2 separate regions of the Homo sapiens genome follow, and region 2 is linked to region 1. A link is an interaction called in ENCODE POLR2A ChIA-PET data of the cell type or tissue named here. Cell type or tissue: Caco-2. All regions are shown on one strand. Each heading gives the region's core, and the rest is flanking DNA. Links, peaks and the distances in the headings are about the cores only.

What was found. ChIA-PET counts read pairs that join two places held together with the same protein. Peaks named below come from ENCODE experiments on the same cell type or tissue, not always from the same donor. Only the 100,000 strongest peaks of a DNase experiment are listed, where the experiment ranks them.
Region 2: POLR2A ChIA-PET joins it to region 1 with 5 read pairs; 1 of 35 experiments calls an interaction of 5 or more read pairs at or near these places.

What each region holds. Positions count from the first base shown.
Region 1 is chr20:60,108,951-60,113,920 of GRCh38, forward strand. No RefSeq gene overlaps it. Among named protein-coding and RNA genes, the nearest start is that of MIR646HG, 27 kb to the right of the region's middle. RefSeq lists an enhancer at 2,247-2,786. In Caco-2, for the core only: no CTCF peak of the experiment used is centred there; DNase peaks (open chromatin) are centred at 2,211 and 4,301.
Region 2 is chr20:59,410,284-59,415,253 of GRCh38, forward strand. No RefSeq gene overlaps it. Among named protein-coding and RNA genes, the nearest start is that of EDN3, 110 kb to the left of the region's middle. In Caco-2, for the core only: a CTCF peak has its summit at 2,707; a DNase peak (open chromatin) is centred at 2,768.

The DNA of each region.
Region 1 (4,970 bases), core at 384-4,383:
CCTGACCCTGTGCAGGCCTAGGCTAATATGTGTGTTTGTGCCTTAGTTTTTAACGAACTAAGAGCGAAAACAAAACCAACCTTGTCTTTTACAGAAGAAAGCTTATAGAATAAGGATGTAAAGAAATTATTTTTATACAGTTAAAATGTGTTTTAAGGTGTTATTACAAAAAGTTAAAAAAATAAAAAGTTTATAAAGTAAAACATTTACAGTAAGCTAATGTTAATTTTTTATTGAAGAAAAAATTTTTTCTTTTTTTGAAAGAGAGTCTCTGTTGCCCAGGCTGGAGTGCAGTGGCACAATCTTGGCTCACTGCAACCTCTGCCTCCTGGGTTCAAGCAATTCTCGTGCCTCAGCTTCCCAAGTAGCTGGGATTACAGGAGTGTGACACCACACCTGGCTGATTTTTGTAGTTTTATTAGAGATGGGGTTTCACTATGTTGGCCAGGCTGGTCTCAAATTCCTAAACTCAAGTGATCTGCCTACCTCTGCCTCCCAAAGTGCTGGGATTACAGGTGTGAGCCACTGTGCCTGGCCTGAAGAAAGAAAAATGAATTTAAATGGATTCAGTAAAACCTAGGTGTACAGTGTTTATAGAGTATACACAGTGAACAGTGATGTCCTGGGCTTTCACATTCACTCACCACTCACTCACTGACTCACCCAGAGCAACTTCCAGTCCTGCAAGCTCCGTTCATAGTAAGTGCCCTATACAGGTGGGCCATTTTCTATCTTTTATACCATATGTTTACTGTACCTTTTCTATGTTTAGATACACAAATACTGTTGTGTTACAGTTGCTTACAGTACTCAGTACAGTCCTGCTGTACAGCACTCAGTATAGTCACAGGCTGTGCAGGTTTACAGCCCAGGAGCAAGGGGCTGCCCACATAGCTCAGGTGCGTAGCAGGCTGTAACCTCCAGGTTCGTTCAGTTCTCTCTATGAGGCTCCCACAGGAGGAAACGGCCTAAGGATGCATTTCTCAGAAGGTATCCCAGTCGTTAGGGGACGTATGACTGTAAAAGAAAAGAACCCAGCTTCAAGAATCAGGAAACTGCATTGATGAGTCTCAACTTGATTCATCTCTTAACAACCACCAGTGTCATGGAGAATTTCCAATAAGAAAATCCCAAGGTTTTGGGAAATGCTCTTTGAAGATTTTTGTAAATTGGTAACAGCTTGGTGTCATGGATTAGACATATTTTCATAGTTTGCTTTCTTTTTTACAAGTAACCCAATTATTTTCGTCTAATTGAGGAACACAGCAGACACTTAATGACATCTAAGTATTTCTGACGTGCTTCTTTCCTTTTCATCCTCATAAATGATCCGATCCATACATTTTGGAGAAAATTATGAGGTTGGTGCCAAAGTAATTACGGTTTTGGCCATTATGTTCAATGACAACAACCACAATTACTTTTGCACCAACCTAAGTATATTATGGCTCACATTCCAAAAAAGTGATTAACATTTAATTTAGTTATCAATACATGAATACACTCTTTTGTAAAAAAAAAAAAAAAAAGGAAATGGAAGCATTCCAGATAAAGGCAAAGTCCTTTTGGATCAAACGTCTCCCCGCTCCTGTTCTCTGTGATCCCTTCTCAGGCCTCACCCCTTCTGAGGTGACCATCTCCATCAGTTCTTTGTCTCCTTCCGGAATGTTTCCATGTGTTTGTATTATAGATATAGCTAGCTAGCTAGATTCCCACAGAATATCTATCAAGTGGTTTTGTTTTGACCTAAAAGGCCTCATCGTTGGCCCTCTCTTTCCCCCCTTCAACATAGCTTTGTGAATTTTCCGGTAATTCCGTGCAGACCTGCAGGAGAGTTTGTGCTGTGGAAATATTGCTCATTTTATACAGCCTCGATGGGTCTCTAGGTTGATTTATGGTTTTCACAAGAAGTGCTGTGATGAACAGCCTTGTGTGTGCCCGTGGGGGCAAGGTACCACCCTCTGCCTCAGTGAGGGTGCTGAGGAGGGGTAGAGGCCAGAGGGCATCCCTGTGAGGCCGACTGTGACAGGGTTTATGGGGCTGTTCTCAGGGTCACACTGCCAGGGAAGTGGAGGCAGTGAGGTTGGGCGAAGGAAGGCCTCAGCTGCCCCCAGGGTTGGGGTTGTGTCGTGGAGCAGGGACGGCTGCCCGGAGCTGTTCTGAGCTGGGGCCACAGGGTAGGGTGCCTGCACCCCCACATGTGTCAGTCATTGGATGTGGGTTGCCCTGGGGAGGGGGCATGACCTTGACGATCTTGAGCAGTCCCGGGGATGGGCTGGTAGGGGTGTGTGATAGGAACCTGGCTATGGCTGTCGGTCATGAGCACCGGGCAGCCTGAGGCCCCAGAGGTCTGGTTCTGAGAGAGGAAGTGTGCATAGAGCAGGGCCCGTGAGGTCTGCACATGGAGTGAGCAATGCACAATTGTCTTTAATGGGCCCATGCACTTGAAGAGTGGGCGCTGTCAGGAGATGGATTGCTTGCTTTTAGAGTAAGAAGACAGTGCCAGATAATCCGAGGCAAGCTCTGTGGCATTTGGGATGCATACCTGCATTTTTGGAACCATTTCCAAAAACAACCTTTGTTTGTAGCTGCCTACAGTTGATCTCGTTCTGTGTGTGTATCACCCAGTCAAGGGTCACTTTATGACATTGTTTTTTCCATGCAAATGATTTTTAAGGTAATCCTAGGAAGCTGGACCCTTTTTGCGTGTCCTTGACTAGTGACTCAGAGCCCAGTGGAAACCTCCAAATGGAAATGGCCACCCATTAACACACACTGCACCCTGCTGGGGGCAGCCACATCAGCTAGAAGAACTTGAATTAAATTGGGGTCTGATAACTTATTTTTATGCAATAAATTTTATTAAACATAAATGGAAATCATTAGCTGAAACACTTAATTAAAACTATGGCCAAATTAGATGAATGCTAAGGAACGTTCTCTGAATTTATTGCCCAGTGATCTATAGACTTGCTCAGTAATAGACTCCCAGAAACCTCCTTAATGAAGCTATTAAGTGCATAAATATCATATGTGCCAAATGGCAAAATTTAGCAATGATCTAACCCAATTTACTTGCTAAGTAAATAAGCCCTGTTGAGAGAAGCCACTAATTTATACTGATGACAGTTGTAGGACAAAAACCCCTTACCTGCCTGAAAACAGGCATTTTAAATAAGCAATTTATTGCATCTTGAGGCTGGGCAGCGAGGAGCTTTTCCACTCTTCTTGCTCCATTTCCTGAATTTTCCTTCTTGTGAATGTAGAACACACGCCATGGGCCACAGAGTCACTTTGGCTTTAATCTGCTTTGTGGAGTTTGAAATTCCTTCTCAGGGTCCCCTCTTCTCTGCTTGCAGATTTCGATGAGTTCTTGGCTGACTTCAAACCTGGAACTGCTGTGGTTTTGGAGATCCGGGTGGGCTGCAGCTGAGGCCTTGGACCCAGCCTCCCCACCCACTCCTACCCTTAGGATCTGGCTCATTTGAATGGTCAAAGCTTCATTGCTAAAAGCTGGGCTTCAGACTCTTCATTTAACAGCTGGGCTGGGTAGGTTGGAAGGCAAAGGCCCAGATCGTGGCCGCAGGTGGGCGTTGCAGAAATGGGCTGTCCTTTCCCTTGCTGACCTGTGTTGACCCCATCTCTTGATCTCAGCCTCGCTCCGGCAGCATCAGCAGCAGCACAGTGGCCTTTCCCTCCACCTGGAGTGCCCGTCCCCAAATAACCACACACTGCTCCCTCCCCAGCTGATGCCAGAGTGCAGCCTGCTCACCTCCTCTCATCATGGCGTCCAGCAGGGCCCCCTCTCCTGTCATCTCCCCTCCCTGGCTGGTGCTTGCTTCACAACTCTTGACACCACGTGATGTATTTTTATGTTTTTTTTATTAATTGTCCATCTCCCCTCCTTGAATGTAATGCCAGTGGAGCCAGGGGATGGTGTGGGTAGTTGTTTTGTTCATTTGAATTCCTAGTGCTTCATACAGTGCCTGTTTCCTGGTAGAGGCTCTCTAAATATTTTTTGAATAAATAAGTGAATGAACGAGTGGATGATATGCAGCAGACACTTGGAGTCCCCGCTGTGCACCAGGCACTGTGCTAGGACAAGAACCACACTTGTCCTTAAAATGGTTGCCATCTATTGGGGCTGGAAATGAAGTCAGGGGAAGTTGCACGAAGCAGGTTGATTCTCTGGTGGGGCCGTGCGTGGTGAGGAAGCAGCACAGGGAAGTGTGCCTAACCGGGTGGCAGATGGGGAGGGCTCCTGAGAGAAGTGAGTGCAAGCTGAGCTCATACCCTGGTAGTCTGTGCCTGTGTGTAGCGGGTGATAGCTGTGGGGGAGGCTCAGTCTCTCTGGAGCATCTGCACAGTGAGGACAGACCGCCAAGGAACTCCAGGAACAGGCATGGGGCAGAGGAAGAGAAGCCCTCAGACCCAGTGCAAGGAGAGAGAGTGAGCCAAGGGCACAGTCAACTACGTGACCTGGTGCTCAGCAGGCAAGAAGGAGCAGGAGAAGCATGGCTACTCACTGGAACAAGGAGGCTGTGCTGGGGGCCAGGTAGCCCAGGCCAGACCGCAGTGCAGAGAAGAAAGTATTAAAGGCAGAAGCAGACACAGTGAAGGTGGGGGCTCTCCAGGGTTGGCTGGCAAATTTTTCACATGGTCTAATCCCCACTTGACCCAGTTGAGACCCAGACTGCTCAACTAGACACAGGTCGGCCTGACTTCGAAGTGTGAGTTATGTCACTCTGATAGTGGGTCCTAAAGTGCAGATGTGTTTGGGTGATGCTTTTCAGTAGCCTATGGACATGGCACCAAGTGACAATGACTTCCGTGCCTAAGGAGTGTTCTGAATGCAGAACAGGGAGCACCTCCTCCGGGTTGGGAGAGATGCCTCTGCCCCCACCTGCCCAGTATCGGCCTCTGTGCATAGCAGTACTGGGCTTTCCTGGAACCCATGTTTCATGACAAAT
Region 2 (4,970 bases), core at 432-4,431, 700 kb before region 1:
ATGCAGGGCCCCCTCATGAGAGACACACCATCTCCAGCTGTCACTCTATTACCCCATTTCATGGATTCACTTTGAAATTACGATGGGAAGTTGATGCCTCGAAGTGTCTGCCTTTTGGACACCAACTTCCTCTTGTGTCTGGAGCCATCAGGTACACATTCACTGTTGCCCGGATCAAGGGCCTCTCCTTGGGCCCTGGCCCCAGGGCCAGAGCTGCACCAGCGCTCTCAGCTCCCCCAAGCCCCCTACGCCCACCTTCCACCGCATGGGAACACAGCCAGCATTGCCAGATCTTTTGACTTTTCCAGAGAAGCTGCAGATGACAAATTGTAGCTCCATCTGGGGCTTCATAATTCAACTCCTAAGTTGCATTGCCAAAGGGTGGCAAATGCCACGGCCCTCTTCTGGAAGGGCCCACGTCTTTGCCCACAGACAGTATTTACCAAACATGCCGACGTAGCCTCCTAAGCAGATGTGAGGGCCGTCTGGCCCAGCCAGGTGTCTTCTCCCACCCTCTCCTCCCTTGCCGGCCTCCTCCTTCCCGTCCTTGTCGCCAGGCTGTAGCTGGCCTCGGGCCCCATCTCCAGTTGCCATTTCAGACCCTTTCCGTTGAGGGATTTCTGGGCCCGTTGAGGTATTTCTAGGCCCCGTTGCCTCCAACATTTCTTCTTCCAAGGCCATGTAGAGAATGGCTTGGTGTTTCTAATTAGGGGAGCATTTTGTTCCTGGGTTTTTGTTATTGCAGAAGGAATTTCCATTGCACTTAGAATGGCAGAGACTTTGCACAGTGTCATTGTGTGCCCTCGGGCGGAAGCCGGGCCTTGTTAAGGAGACGCCAGTGTTTCTGCAGTGCCATCACCAGGCCCAGAACAAGGGCGTCCTCAGCTTCCCAGAAGAGGCCAGTAAGTGTCAGGAAAGAACGTCCCTCCCCCTGAATGTGAACTAGCCGGAGAGAGAACAGGGCCGGTGGCGCACAGCCCCTGGCAGATCATCCGAAACCTGACGTCTGCTGAGGGGGAACAACTTTGCCCTGGGCACCTGGGAAAAATGAGAGCATAGCCTGCCACCTGGCACTGTGACCGTCAGACACGGTGGACACCGAGCAAAAATAAGGGTCCCGGGAACAGCTGGGGCTGTGCAACTCCACCACCATCTGGAAGTAGCGAGCCATGGGCCCTGCGGAGTGGGAGGAGCAGCAGGGAGCTTTCGAGTCTCGTCCATCTTCTGAGCGAGGCCTCCTTTGCACTTCAATTCTGAGAACATTTTCTAAAAGCACCTCCCGTGCGAGGTACTGTTGTGAGGGTTTTGCGTGTATTCACCTATGGAATCCCCGTGAACACCTTTCCAGGTAGGGCAGGGGTGTCTGACGATGTCTAGAGACATCTTTGGTTGTCACAGCTGGAGGGAGTTGCTGGCCTCTGGGGACAGAGGTTGAGGATCCCTGAGGCAGATATTGGTATCATTAGCCCCATTTTACAGATGGAAAGACTGACAGAGAGAGATTCAGGGCCCCACTTAGGGGCACCCGGGACTCTCTGTGCAGGAACCTCTGCTTCTCCGTGGCCCACTGTGTGCCCCACTGACCTGGGTGCATCCCTGCCAGCCCCCACACTCATCTCTCCACCTGGGCAGAGACCATCCTGTTGAATGCTCGAGAGATCCCTTGTAAGAAGGCTGCATGCACAGCACACGGTGTTGGGACCTCTTGGTTCCCCGAATTAAATGATTTGGGAGAACTTTCCAAAGCAGCAGTCAGAGAAAACCCCACCCTACCGATTCGGTGTCGGGGGAGCACGGGCCAAACTCAATAGAGGCTTTTTGTCTAAACCTCACACTCTTGGATCATAAAAAGAACATCTGCATTTTCATATATTTTAACGTTTAATAATCCAAGAAGTGTGAATAATAAACACTTGGATAGGGCCGATTTCTTCCCTTCTCCCACCAGACAGGACTCGGTCAGAAGCTTCCAGATGCTGGAGCTCTCATGACCGTGCCAGGGACCTCTTTCAAGAAGGAGGAATGGCACCGAGGAGCCCAGCAGGGCGTCTAGCTGCTTCGCAGAGTAAGGCACAGATGGCAAAATTTCATGCCAGGTTACCAAGGGTGCTGTAGGTTTCATAATTGCAAGAGTCTGTTTTTTTTCCCTTGATCCTGCTATGTTGGGCAGTGACCACCATCTGTTAAATACCTTGCAAAAAGCCTTCTCAACAGCTGGGCCATTCTGTACATTTCATCTCTGCCTGGAAGGAGGAGGGAGAAACAGCCTCATCAGTAAACACCAGCAAGCCACCAGCTGCTACCACCGTGTCCTGCAAGAGTCCGACCCCAAATTCCTCTCCCTGGAGCCCCTCCTTCCTGAAGCCCCTTTCAGAGGGATAGAATGTTTTCTTTACCAGTTAGCACTCAGGAGTAAAGTGCCTGGGAACACAAATGAAAGGGTTACTCTCTTTGCAGCATTTTGCTGACTTGCTAAGGTGCATGAAGATAGACCCCACTCATTTTTAAACAAAAGGGAGAAATGGACTCCTCTCATACAGGCAAGATCTGGGGCCACAATCCTGTTTTCAGCACTTGGCTTACACCCTAAACTGTGATAAACAGTTCTTTTGTCCTCAAAATTCAGATGAGATTGAATCTCTTCCTGCAACGCAGTTCACCTGCAGCCTGGGAAAGTGTTCTAGTGCCATCTTGAGCTGCTTTGTGGAAGGGACCCGAATGATCCAGAAACTGCTGGACCTTGTTTGCAAGGCTGTCACCCAAGGCATCAAGCTGCTGTCTGTCTCCAGGTTTCCAGACCCTTGGCATCTACTCCCCTTTGAATTCTCAGGTGACCTTATTGACCCCACATCAAGTGGGAATGCGCTGAGACCTTTGGAGGTGGCCGTTTGAGAGAAGCCAGCCACGCTCACCTCCCTCCTCCCACCCTCCCTGAGGCCCTGGAGGCACGACTCACTCTAGCAAAGGAGGTAGCCCCTGATGGGAGCAGGCAGAATTAACTCAGGGGTCAGCCCTGGCCCTGCCCTCTTTGAGCTCTTCAAACATCATTTAACAGCAATTAGGTAATTGGGGAAGGTAGATTTCCTGAGAATTAGTCCAGGATTGGGGTTAAGAGGCCTTGTATGTGGAATAGAAGGGAAATGGCCAGGCAGAGACTTCTTGTGAACAAAAGCTGTCCCTTCTACTCTGTTTTCCTTCCAGCTAATCAGCCACCCACACTCCATCTCCAAGTCACTGCCTGGGAGCTTTCAGCATCTTGTATGGGCCTCACATTGTCCAGGCCCAGGTGCCCCACTCAGCAGGGCTCCAGTTTCAGCAGCCCCAGGCAGAGTTCTGTCTAATTTATGCAATTCCGTTTAACACGGCAGAACCCAGGGCGAGTGGGGCCTCTGCAGCCTGTCCTTGGCCAGCTCCCACACCTGCAGTGCCTCAGTGCGCCCAGGGTACCCCGAGTCCCTTATAGAGGCTGGCACATCCTCATTGCATGCCACTCTCTGCCCTTGCCCCACACATGGGAAACCAGGGTGTTTTCCGGATGCTGCTGTAAGATAATGCCAAGAGACTCCTCTCAAAGCTTTCCTCGAAGGAGCAGGGTGATCTGTGTCTTGGGTAAAAGTAAGCATATTCTGTGGTGCTCTGATTAGGGTAGGATTAAAGTTTTTATTTTGTTTATTTTACATGGCATTTATTAAACATTGCTTTATAATGAAGAATAATACTCATATGGCACTGGTTCACAACCAAGGGAGGTGGTTTGCCCTCCAGAAAACACGTGGCAACATCGGGAGACATTTTTGGTTGTCACAATTGGGTGGGAAGTTGGGTGCTCCTGGCATCTAGTGGATATAGGCCCAGGACGCTGCTAAACACCGTCCAATGCATGGGACAGCCCCCTACAACAGAGTCACCTGGCCTGTAGGGCCAGTAGCGCTGAAGTCAAGATCTGACCTGACATGCAGCAAATTGTGAGAATCTTAAGTGTGTATGTCAGTGTGTTTTTACATATAGATACTCTGGGTTAGTTTCCTAATGCTGCTGTTAAAAATTACAAACTTAGTGGCTTGAAGCAACACAAATGTATTTGTTGTTAGTTCTGGCGTCAGAAGTCTTAAAATCAAGGTGTCAGCAGGAGTGCATGCCTGCAGAGGCTTTAGGGATGAATCTGTTTCCCTGCCTTTTCCAGGATCCAGGGGCCACCTGCATTCCTTGGCTCATGGTCCCATCCTCCATCTTCCAAGCCAGCAGTGTAGCATCCTTAAATGCTCCTCTCTCTCTGATCCTCCTGTGTCCATCTTATAAGGCTCCTTGTGATGACATTGGGCCCACCCGGATAATCCAGGAGGATCTCCCCATATCAAGATCCTTAACCTAATCACATCTGAAAAGTCCCTGTTGTCATGTAAGGTGACATGCCTACAGGTTCAGGGTTTAGATTTAAGACATGGACATCTTTGGGGCTGTTATTCAGCCCTCCACATAGACTCCAATCAAAGTGAACAGTACGTCTGTGATCCAGAGGCTCCTGTGTGCCTCCTTTCCACCAGAACCTCCCCAGCACCATTCTGACCTGTATCACCATAGAACACTTTGCCTGTTCTTAGGGTGAATGATTTTTAAAAACAAATCTCTCTTTATTAAAGCCTACATTTGAAACATTAATACAATTATGAAGAGATCCCACCATTGGATCGCTAGAAAGCTACAGAGAAATTCTTAAGCTGAACATTCAAACCCAGGTTAGAAACAACCAGAACTTAATTAGAGTGAGACGTGGTTATTTTACAGCGAGACAGATTCACATTAATCATGGGATGGGAGGGCCGGGGAAGGAGGAATGAGAGATGAGATGTACATTCCAGTAATTAAATATGTTCTCAGAGGAGCAAACCGTGGCGGAATTGCAAAGATGCTTAACGTAGCTTTCTAAGCCACTGGCGCCAGTGTACAAATTGTCCTCTGGGTGAGGAGCA